2 separate regions of the Homo sapiens genome follow, and region 1 is linked to region 2. Evidence: chromatin contacts called from ENCODE Hi-C or POLR2A ChIA-PET data. All regions are on one chromosome and are shown on one strand. The core of a region is the stretch at or near the end of the contact, and the rest is flanking DNA. Distances in the headings are between cores, read along the strand shown. Region 1 holds the start of LINC00314 (long intergenic non-protein coding RNA 314). Region 2 has its middle 140 kb from the start of HEMK2.

Region 1 (5,623 bases), core at 441-2,940, 730 kb before region 2:
AGTCATTTTGAGTTAATTAAACACAAGCTACTACTAAGCCAATAGAGGACATATTAAGTCTTTAAAAATATTAATTGTGATTTTTCTACACTAGATTTCTGTTGCTTGATTTCTCATTCATGACTAAAATTGTTAGACCTGTTAAAATATAAAAACACTTGGGAAAAGAATCCCAAAACAATTGCTCCTGGAAAGTTGCCATCTTCCCTGGAAGTTTCCAGTGAGCTGAGTTATTCTCATTGCAGCACGAAGGACACATAGACCCACAGTATCATTCCTTCTGTTTGTCTTTGCATTCTCATTTTCCAGGCTATTGCATACAGCAACTATTCAAACGTTTTTTGGATACCTTCATTAGCTATGGCTTCCAAACTTTTGGTTAAAATAGTAAGCTAAGCTGAGCAAGCAACATTTTGGCCTTTTCATTTTATTGGGCACACTGGTCATTTATTGCCCCTCCCCCACTCTATTCCCCTGGCACCAGCACCGAGGATTCCCTGGATGGGGATTTGGCTGTCTGGCTAGTGGCCACTTCACTGCATGCCACACATCTGTGCCCTTGGAATCTGAGGCCTTGTCTTCATTTTAGGGCACTAGAAATATTTCTGCCAAAACTCCAAAAGTTGTTTCTTTCTTTTCTATTCTTCTCTTTTTTTCCTCCTTTTTCTTTTCTCTTTTCCTTTTCTTTTTTTTAAATTTCTGAGAACAATATAAGCTACACATACATTTGATGGTCAACAGCTGACACTACTAGGAAACATATGTGTAAGAGCAGATTTCAAAGGCCTTAATGCATCTCCTAGCTCCATTTCTGACTCTATAATGTTGTAGAAGTCACTTAAATCTCTCATCCCCTGTTGATTTAACTACAAAATGAGACCAGTTATAGAATTGTGTGAGAGGAGAAAATAGTTGATATAGATGGAAGAGCTTTGAACATTCTGCACTCTCACATATGCATTGTATTAGTATTACTATTAGGTCAGATGGACCCTCATCTATGACTGACCAAGATGCTGGGTACACGAGCTAAAGGAATCCAATTCACTATCCCAGGGTTGCATCGCAGTGGATTTCATACAGGCCAAGAAAAAACAAAAACGTTTTTAAGCCTCCATCCTCAGATCAAAACAATAAACAAAAAATTATGATATCCTTAACAATGTCCTGGGTTAATATTTTATTCCATAAATCAAGTTTTCAGAACTCTTTACCCTCTAAGAGATACAGATTGAACATGCCTTTATAGGCTCTGAATTTCATAACTTCTAATCTATGCTCATAACCTGGAAAATGTCATCATACTGAATGCCCACATGAAAAGGTACTTTTAGGACCTGCCAGTGACAGTTTATACACACATCAGTCCCTTTTCAAATGTCATTTCCATTAGTATCTTACATCAGAATCACAAGTGAAATGAATATGCTGTAACCTAGTATTTTAAAAGGTTATGTTGAAGGAGTAGAGAGGCTTAAATTAATTTTCCCTTTTCTCATCCAGTAGGCCTTTACTCAATAGGATTTCCTACAATTCTATCTTAATCCATGTCTCTGTGGATGAACCAAACAGACCACAACATAGAAGAGCCTGCCAAAGTGGCTTCCTGCCAGCAGCCCTCTCTCCTCTTTAAGATAGACTTCAGCTTAATGATTGTACAGTGATCCAAATCAATGAAGAAAGCAAAGAACAGACATGTATCTCATTATCTTCTGCAAAGATCTATTTGTTTAGCCATGTGCAAATATTGCCCTAAAATGGTAAGTTGGTTAGCACATATTAATCATTTACTAGATCTATTCAATTCCTAAAATTAATGTTAATTTAATATGCAGGGGGAGTTGCATGGCTGTTTTCGTTGCTGTAGACTTGATATAGGCAGAGAACAAGCAGAAAATTATTTAGAATACCCAGTGGAATCCATCAGTGGAATCCATCATTATATTTTTGAGACTATTAATTAGCCAAAGATTGTAAAAGTATTTTCTAGCAATACCAGTTAAATGAAGTAGAAAAGTTAAATGAAGGCTAAAAGCCCACACAATGCTATCGTGCTGTAAGTATTGTTCTCAATTATTGGAAGTACATATATTATAGAAGCTCAGTATGTATTTCCTAATGAACTGCTTCATGTAAATTATTTCATGCCATAATCTTATCCTTTCCTATACTTTGGCAACTGTTGAGAGGCTGGAAAAGACTGTATTATTTATTCTGAGGCCAAAATATAATCATACTTGGGTAAAAGATACTAGATGTTCATTCACTGAACATTTATTACAGCAAATTTTCATAATCCATAACACTTAGGATGTTTACATCTAATTTTTATCTTGATTGAATTCAGCATTAATAAATTTGAATTTTTTTCACTAAAATATTATTTGGCCTATGAATATCCTGGCAAAAACCAACCACATAAGACTAGGTTTTTATCAATTTATAAACAAATAGGTTGATTTTGAAAAAGTTATCTTTTTAAGTATCTACAAGGAATTTAGAAAATGCAAAATATCTTATAAATTTGAAGGTTGATATAGTAGATTCACTTTAACTCTTTCTACAGGAAACTTTCTCAGAATATGAATCAATAAAATAAATAAAAAGTGTTTACTTCTGTATCTTATGTAGAAATTATTACTAAGGTAGGAATGAATCCTCTCTTAATAGTCCATACAATCACTTTATTCAATCACTTATATATTTACCAAGAAAACTACAAATCTTATACTTTGTATACAGGAAAGACTGTTAAAGTATGAGATATACCCATATTGTAATCTATTTAAGAAAACAAAACTAAATTATGAAAAAATAATCAACTTTGTGATATTGCCCTATGTAAAATTTCTTCTACTTCACAGTCTATATACTACAGCTTCTCTATAAAAAACTCTCTCAGCTCTTCAAGATCTTACCTACAAATAAAAATATCTCTACATTCATCATTATTTTTTTCCTATTACCTAAAATGAAATTATTCTCTGGAAATTTTGCTCTTAATACTCTTTCCTTACTAATACAAGAAGGAATGTATCTTCTTGTAATTCCAGCCCAGCCTTTTGAGAGGCTGATAAAGGAGGATCGCTTGAGCCCAGGAGTTCAAGACCAGCCTGGGCAACATAGTGAGACTCCATCTCTACACAAATTTAAAAATTTAACCAGGCATGGTGGTGCATTCCTGCTGTCCCAGCTACTCAGGAGGCTGAAGTGGGAGAATTTCCTGGGCCTGGGAGATTGAGGCTGCAGTGGGCCATCATGGTACAACTGCACTCCAGCCTGCACAATAAAGTGAGACCCTGTGTCAAAAGGAAAAAAGAAAAAGAATAGCCACCAGGCAGGCTGCAACCCTTTATAAGAAATAAGTCTCTCCTTTCCAAATTTATGAACCTCATCATTCTTCAATTGACAGAATCCTCTCAATAAACATGCTGCACATATTTTAAAAATTCATGGAAATTGACATTTCTTTTTCATTCCTTGGTATCTATCCCCTTAGATACCATACTTAGAAATCAGCCATGTGTGTCTATTATGCAATTTTCTGTATTTCATTGTGTTTTATAGGTATTTGTGAATTTATATTGCCTTACTGAAAAATAGTACCTTCTTGAAAGCTGTCTCTTGTTATATATTGGGCTTGTATCTCACATAGTGTCACACAGAATCCTTCACATAGTGGAAATTTGCCATTTGATGGCAAGAGAAACAGGAAGGCATGAAGACCCATTCATTCATACCGCCCATTCAGGATCATCTTTTCATGGAGAATTATCTCTAGGCCATTTAGTGAACAAAACATTTCAGAGCTCAATACATTTCAAAGGCATATACATTCAACAACTGGATCAGTATTAGCTGAAGACAGTTTTCCAGAGATAGTTTAGAGGTACCAGTTCTCAGAGATTCTAAACCAGTATTTCTGAGGTAGAGTCCAGTAGACTACACTTTTAAAGAACTCTACATACTTTTTTTAAGCCTGTTTCACAGCAAGATTTTAGAACTAATGAATATTTTACATGACACATTTTCTTAAAATCTTGGGGCCTTAATATTAGCATGAAACATGAGTAAACTATGACTTGGAGTAAATAATAAAACTTGCCTAAGTTTATTGAATTATAACTCACATCTGGAGTTTGGGGTCAATACTACCTTTTACCATACCACAATTGCCTTCCATGGAAATACTTTTTTGTTTAATTATGTGTATCACTTTCTCAGGAGATATTATTCTAGATTGTGGGTTACTACATCAAGCCTATCTAACACTCCCCCTTTCTCCTAAAGTTTTGGTCAAGGTTTTATTTGCTTGTTGGTTTAATTCTCCACTGTGGCTTACTTGAGCACACAGAGAGTCTGTCTTGTTTTCTTCCCATCCCTAATCCTAACCTGATCCTAATCCATTACCTGAGAAAAACATTCATATGAGATCCTCTTTCTCCTAAGGAATCATTTTGTATATCCAGCTTTTTCTAACCACTTAGTAGTAATTTAACCAATTCTCCTGGCCAACACTTGAATCAAAGTGATAGGACAAGTTAATTCACACTAACCTGCTAATGAATATAAAGAAAATATAGCATCATTCTCCCAAAATATATAAGAATTCAGTGTGCTTATAAAAAATTGAGGAAAGTACAATCATTGAGTGATAATAATTTTGCCTAGAAGAGGCATTTAGAACCATTTATATTTATAATGCAGCTAACATTTTGACTGGTGTATTAATATCATCCAGAGAAACAGAAACACATATACACACACACATATATATACAGATGTGTATGTATATTACATACACATGTTTATATATACACAGCTGTATATATACATATATACATGTGTGTATGTATATGTATATATATAGGCACATATAGCCTATTGATAATTCTGGAGAGAGAAAGAGAGAGAGAGATTTTAAGGAATTAGATTACAAAATTGTGAGAGCTAGCAATTCCAAAATCTGAAGGATAGGCTAGCACGCTGAAGACCCAGGTAAGAGTTGATGCTGCAGTTTGAGTTTGAAGGCAGTTTTCTGTTAAGGCCTTCAACTAATTGGATGAGGCCTACCAACAAAATGGAATGTAATCTGCTTTGGAATGTAATGGAATGTAATTGCTCAAACTCAGCTGTTTTAAATGTTAATCTTATCTAAAAAATACCTTCATAATACATGCAGAATCATGTTTGACCAAATATCTGGGTACTGATGCCTAGCCAAATGCACACATAAAATTCACCATAATACCTGGTAATACATAAAGAAAATTCATTTTACAAATCAAAATAATCTGAGATTAAAATTAAGGCAATGTATCCTTATGGAGTGTTATTGTATCTCATCAGTCAGCTTAACGTGAAATGAGACTACTAGGACAGGACTGATGAGAAAACCATAGCACAGAGAAATAAGATTTCATAATAACATTTCACAAACAGAAGTTCAGGGGCTGCAGGATCAGAAACCCAATTATGTCATCATGTTATTTTTTTGTGAGATTTGAAAAGCAGCTTTGTAATTTATTCCAGGGTAACCATAAATCTGAATTTCATGGCAAACTTCTAGCAGCAGCAAACATGTGCACTTGAATGTATTCTAGACAAGAGACCAGAGTAAAAT
Region 2 (6,254 bases), core at 1,835-4,334:
GCTTTCAGGGTAAAATGGCAGCTTTGAGTAGCTTGGACAGAGACCGTGTAGCCCATAAAGCTGACAATATTTACTATCTGGATGGATCTGTACAGAAGAAGTTTGCTGGCCCCTGGTTTAGAGTTTTACATTTGCTGAAAACAGTAATTATTGAACAGTTTCTTTACGTTTGCCACAGAGCACCATTTGTGCCTCGGTCTTAAAGCAACCCTACATCTCATCACTTTGCTGCCATAAGTTCTGAGAACAATTATTTCTTTGTTAACATTTGGTAAACTTATCTCTAGGGACATAAAAGAAGGTTGGGAACATCTCTGAGGTTTAATTTCAAAACACGTTGAGTTTAACATGGGGATTCACCAAGTGCTGGTAGCTAGAATAATGATGCACTTATCCAAAGACTTTTCAAGGGGAGGTTACTGACTAGTGCTTTGTAGTACAGGCCATGAGAGTAAACATGAAAAAAATGGGCATAATTCCTTTTCCAAGTTTTAATCATAAATGATCATTTTTTTAAAGATTCCAATAACTTGCCCACTAAGAAAAAAAAAAGGAAAAAAAATGGGGGAGGGAGATAACGACACAGTGGTTTTGTTCTAAAACAGTCATGTGCAATGTCATGGTGCCATCTACAGTATTTCAATATTTTCACCCAAACACCAGAATTTGAAGAAGCCCTATAGACACATATCTATTTATTGAGGGAGAAACGTTTTTCTAGCACAACAGTATAAGAAGGCTTTAGGCTAAAATTTTCTCTGTGGTCACGGTCTTCTGTCTTCTTCTCCTATGAACCATTTTTAAGTTTATTCCGTTTCCTGACAACTTCTTAGTTCCCATTGTGATAGTAAATATTAAAATTAATGAATGCGCTGTACCTGGTAGGAGTGCAATGAAACTGTTCAAAAATGTTGGGATTTAGTATCTGCTCACGTTCACACAAACACAGTCACTATTGTCAAATGCGCTGCAGTGGTGGAGTGTAGCAACAGGAGGGATGAGACCCAAAGGTCTGAAAAGCCAGTATTTTAAGAAGTCTTGGAAAATGTGGAGGTTGAAAAATCTAACAGGAGTGCTTGCTTCAGCAGCAATTTAGAGTAGATTAGCATGGCCTCTGCGCCAGGATGACATGCACATTCCTAAAAGTGTTCCGTGTTTTAAAAAAAAGAGAGAGACAGAATCTAAGGGGATGTGTACATTTGCTAGAGCTACTATAACAAAGTACCAGAGGCAGGGTCACTTCAACAACAGAAATTTATTTCTCACAGTTCTGGAGGCTAGACGTCCAAGATTAAGGTGTTGACTGGGTTGAATTCAGCCCATAACAGGAAATAAGGAGTTAAATAAAGCACTTGCTTCTATTGTTTGTACCTAAACTTAACAGAACACAGTAAGTAACAAGTCATTGGGATGCAGAAAAGAAAAAAGAGAGTGAAGGAAGGAGAGAAGGTGAAGGGAGAATGGAAGAGAGGAAGGGAGGGAGGAAAGAAAAGTTTGATGAATGATTGCAGTCTAAACTGGTTCAAACAAGAGATCTTGTTTAATTAAGGAATTCATCCCATCTCTGCCTATTAGGAGGAGGAAAAAGTCTAAAATAGAAGATGGTGAAAGTTGGATGACCCCAGGCATTAAGGCCATTCATCTTTAACTGTTATGCTTGGATCATGCAAATGTGTCTGGTAGCTACAAGGGTTGCTGTGGGTACTGAATGTTTTATTGTTCTGAGACTATCAAAGAAAATAGCCATGGGACATATAGACCACAGAATACTATACAGCCATGAAAAAGAACAAGATTGCATCCTTTACAGAAACGTGGATGGAACTGGAGGCTGTTATCCTCAGCAAACTAACACAGAAAACCAAATGCCACATGTTCTCACTAATAAGTGGGAGCTAAATAATGAGAATTCATGGACAGAAAGAGGGAAATAGCAGATACTGAGGCCTACTTGAGGGTGGGGGCTGGGAAGAGGGAGAGGTTCAGAAGAGAAAAAACTATCTGATACTATGCTTAGTACCTGGGTAATTAAATACTCTGTACACCAAACCCCTGAGTCATGAGTTTACCTATATAACAAACCTGCACATGTACTCCTGAACCTAAAATAAACATTAAAATATTTTACAAAAATAAAATAAATTAACAATTAAAAAAAGAAAAAAATGAGACAATAAATAGATCCTGGGAAAAACTGTCCCCAGAAGTGTTCTTTTAAATTTGCACTACAGATGTAATCCAAGTTGAGTAAAATAGAAAAGCATGGATTTGCTGTTCCTGAAAGTCATTCATGGTTAATTGCCGAACACTTTCATCTGCAGTGTCTGTGGAAGGGTAGAACCTTAAGTAGTTTTTCATTCTCTGACTACTCAACTAGAAAGGCATAAGAGGCAACTCACTCTATGATATCTCACTGTTTGGCCTCTCCTGTTTCATAGTAGCAAAGGATTTTTGCACTTATCCACTAATTTATGATTTCTTCTTAATAAAGGAAACAAGAGCCTCTATTTATTATGATTCCTGCCATGTGTGAGGCTTGAGCTGGGTATTTTACATACATTATTTCATTTGATAATCACCTTTTCAAACTCTTCAACCACATAAATGCATTACAGAGAGCTATTTTAGATAAACATGGTTATAAATATGTAAACTATATAAAACCATATGTTAGAACCATTCTGTTTCATGCTTTTAGAAAATCTTACTATAGACCATAAATTAAAAACAGTAAATTATAAACCAAACACTTTTATGGGGTTTTTTTGGTCTTGCAGTTCTAGCTGAAGGAATACTGCACTTTAACTCACATGCTGATTAATTTTATTCACAAATTTTGAATTATAAAATGTGTAGAGTCACAGACAATTCAATTTTTTCAACACCCATTTTCCCAAGACAATAACCGAAGTATACATACAGTAGCCACTATTGGCAAAAAATGTATTCCTCATTTATGGAAAAAGTGCAAATAAAGAAAAATTGCTGTTTATAAGCATAATTCCAATGACTGCTGCGAGTGGGAAGCACAGTGATTTTGTGTTAGATCTCTAAGAGCTTACAAGATGGAAGCTTGTGGTGTAAGCATTTAGTGGTGCAATACTGTCATCTCGTGGTCAGTATGCAGTATTTCAGATTTAGTTGGAGAAAATGTCTGAAAATCGTTAACGATATTTCCAGTCTCCTTTCACATACTTACTCCCCAGAGAGTCTGATTTGTACACATAGACATGATAGAATCGGCTTGTTATTTAAACAAGCAGATGGATGTTGTATGAGATTGTTCCAGGAGTTTACTGCCTTAGACCCGGACGAGAGGGGCCCTGCCCTGGCCCCGTCAGTTAGAGGGCTCAGCTTTGACCTCTCCTGCCTGTACCCCTCTCCACAGATCAAGAAGTCCTCGGAACCAAGAAAACGCCCATCCAAAACCAAGCCCTTTTCTTCCCTTTACCTGCCCTCTATCTCACCTCACCAGCAGTTCCACTTTCCTGCATCTGGATGAATGCTCTAATGCTCTCACGTTGCCTGAGGTTTCATGAATAATAGCTGGCTGCCACTTCCCAGATATCATTTGCATTTGAGCAGCTTCCCGACATATAACACACCCCTTCCCAACAATAATAATGATGAAAGGAATTTTGAAGATGCAAAAACAGCCCCATGGAATAACTTTTCTCACCCCCTTCAAATCCTATCCCAGCATGTATACAAGAACATGTGAGCACTTTCCAAACCTTAGCTCTCCGCTGCCACCTTCAGGACGATTTCAGTAACCGCAGATACTGCAGCTGCTTAGCTAAGAAACATTAACACTCCCAGACAGAGAAACCTGGCTGAATCCTGAAATAGAGCCAGGTGAGAAAAAAGTGGTCGGCATTTAGTTTATGGTATTTAGCAAAATCTTGTAACATATTTTATTGGATACTCTATCAAATAACAGAATAACAATAGCTAACACCATATATAATGTAGACATGTGTAAGTAATAAAAACTGATAAAACGTTTTGTTTTATATGTATAACAAAACTATATGAATATAAATAAAAATATGTATACATCCTACAGTAACAACAGCTGATATTTATTTGGAGCTTTTTCTGTGGCAGGCAGTATTCTGTATACTTCATCACTGTAAATATGTTTACATGTTTTGAAATGTCTCAATAACAACATGAGGTACATACTACTCTTAGTATGTTCCTTGCCCGTGGGGGACTCCTGTCTTTGCAGTGAGTCAGAAGATAATGACATAAAGCATAGACATAGCATTGCCCTGCATTCATTCAACAAATATCACCGAGCACTGAGAATGCAGAGATCAGTAGGACAAGCAAGTTCTTTGCTCACGACCATGTGTGCAGGTAGGGAGATGAGCAACGGAAAATAAATATTTTTAAGGGAATATATGAGTGATAAATGTAGCTTATAAAATGTATAACTATACTGGAAATCAAAATAGGGTGACGTGATAGAAAGTGACTGAGAGGCTATCATACATTGAGTGGTCCAAGAAGAGTTGCTATTAAAGTAGGGCCAATCTAAAAAAAAAAAAAAACTATATGATGATCTATGGAGAACATTCCAGAAAGATATGAAGAGCTAGTGCAAAAACTTTGAGAAGGGAAGCATTTCAACATACTTGAAGAACACAAATAAGGCCATTGGCAGGGGTGAGAAGGGAAGGGAGAGGGTGGAAGAGGGAGGGCTGAGAGCCAAACACAGCCACAGCATGGAGGGCTTGATAAGCCAGGGCTGTGCAATGAGGTTTTTTACCAGGTGGGAAGAGAAGTTCTTAAAAGGCTCTGAGACTATCAAAAAGATCACTCCGGCTGCTCCATGGAGACAGGAATTTATGGTGCAGAGAACGTAGAAGCAAGATACCTAGTGAGAAATCACGTGCAATATAGAGGCTCAAGAGACACCACCTTTGACTAGCAATGGAAATGGACAGATCTAGAAGATCCAGGTTTGTTGTGGCCATGGAGTCTACAGGTGTACCTGATGTTTTCAATGTGGAACAGAAGGGAAAAGATGAACTGAAAGTCATACTTAGATATGGGAATTGCTATGACCTGGGAGGAGAAAGTTTCTGGGTGGCGAGAAGCAAATCTAGAGTTGTCCTGCAAGGCCCGGATGGAGGAGCCCATTCTGTCTTCCTGTTTGACCGCAGTCCAGCTATTGGACCTCATGGAGCCCTAATGTACTTATCTGTAAAAATGCAGGAGCAGGTTCCTGCCAGATCAGTTTCTCTGAGTCTCGTGGGATTTAATTGAAGTTGACACAGAATGACTTTAAAACCTTCCAAGCCAATGGCTAATGATGAAAATACATATGAAAATTAATTTGGGGGATCCTGTGCAGAGGAAAACAAAATAGTTCTATTCAACCCTCAAAGGAAATGTCCAGAAGTGAAGATGAAGTTATCTTTCAGAGTTCCAATACTCCTACCCCACTACCTGTTTAAAATGGACTTTTATGTTACATAATCCTGAAAATGTTAGGAGTCAAAATTCCTCTAGATAAATGTGGTACACATATACCATGGAATACTATGCAGCCATAAAAAGAAAACAAAATTGTATCCTTTGCACCAACGTGCATAGGAAATCTTATCCTTTGCACCAACATGGATAGGACATCTTATCCTTTGCAACAAGGTGCTTTCAGAAGCAGGATGAGCACTGCAATTGAAGGCTAAGAGGAAATGGCTCTTGGCCAATTTAACTGATCAGTCTGTAAGAAATTAAAAGGAACATAACCAGAGAGAGATAGGGTATCTCTTATGAGAACATCAGAGGAGCGTCTATGGCTGTGTAATGTTGACATTCTCTTCTCAACGTGGATGCAGCTGGAGGCATTTCCTAAATGAATTAACACAGGAACAGAACAGCAAATACCACATATTCACACTTCTAAGAGGGAGCTCAGTATTGTGTATGCATGAACATAAAGATGGTAACGATGCTGAGGACTACTAGAGTGAGGAGAGAGGGACAGGAGCAAGGGCTGAAAAGCTACCTATTGGCTACCATGCTCACTACCTGGGTGACAGGATCATTCAAACCCCAAGTCTCAGCATCACACAATACAGTCATGTAGCAAACCTGCACATGTACCACCTGAATCTACAATGAACATTGAAAAATGTAAAATAAACATTGAAATTATTTTTAAAACAGAAGCATAAGAATATAAATTAATAATGATATTCACCTTTTACTATACCTTGGTAAAAAATAATTATGAGTTCAGT

What was found. Hi-C counts contacts between places; a loop is a spot of excess contacts on that map. ChIA-PET counts read pairs that join two places held with the same protein, here RNA polymerase II (POLR2A). Pooled maps may share reads with other maps.
Region 1: a map with no recorded cell type shows a loop between it and region 2 (6-fold over the local background). The contact joins the promoter of LINC00314 here to the enhancer-like site in region 2. A Hi-C loop is called at or near these places in 2 of 37 single-sample maps with no recorded cell type and 5 of 50 pooled maps. POLR2A ChIA-PET finds 5 or more read pairs at or near these places in 1 of 52 experiments (activated CD4-positive, alpha-beta memory T cell).

Annotation. Positions count from the first base shown.
Region 1 is chr21:28,011,673-28,017,295 of GRCh38, forward strand. LINC00314 (long intergenic non-protein coding RNA 314) reads left to right here and starts at 1,691. Exons shown (of 2, transcript NR_027246.1): 1 at 1,691-1,760.
Region 2 is chr21:28,742,132-28,748,385 of GRCh38, forward strand. It overlaps a transcript of HEMK2 not described here and the pseudogene LOC124905067. Among named protein-coding and RNA genes, the nearest start is that of HEMK2, 140 kb to the right of the region's middle. RefSeq lists a silencer at 476-770 and an enhancer at 3,480-3,569. Within about 2 kb of position 3,085, at least 10 of the 41 ENCODE cell types and tissues checked have a DNase peak (open chromatin) inside an H3K27ac peak, as active enhancers do.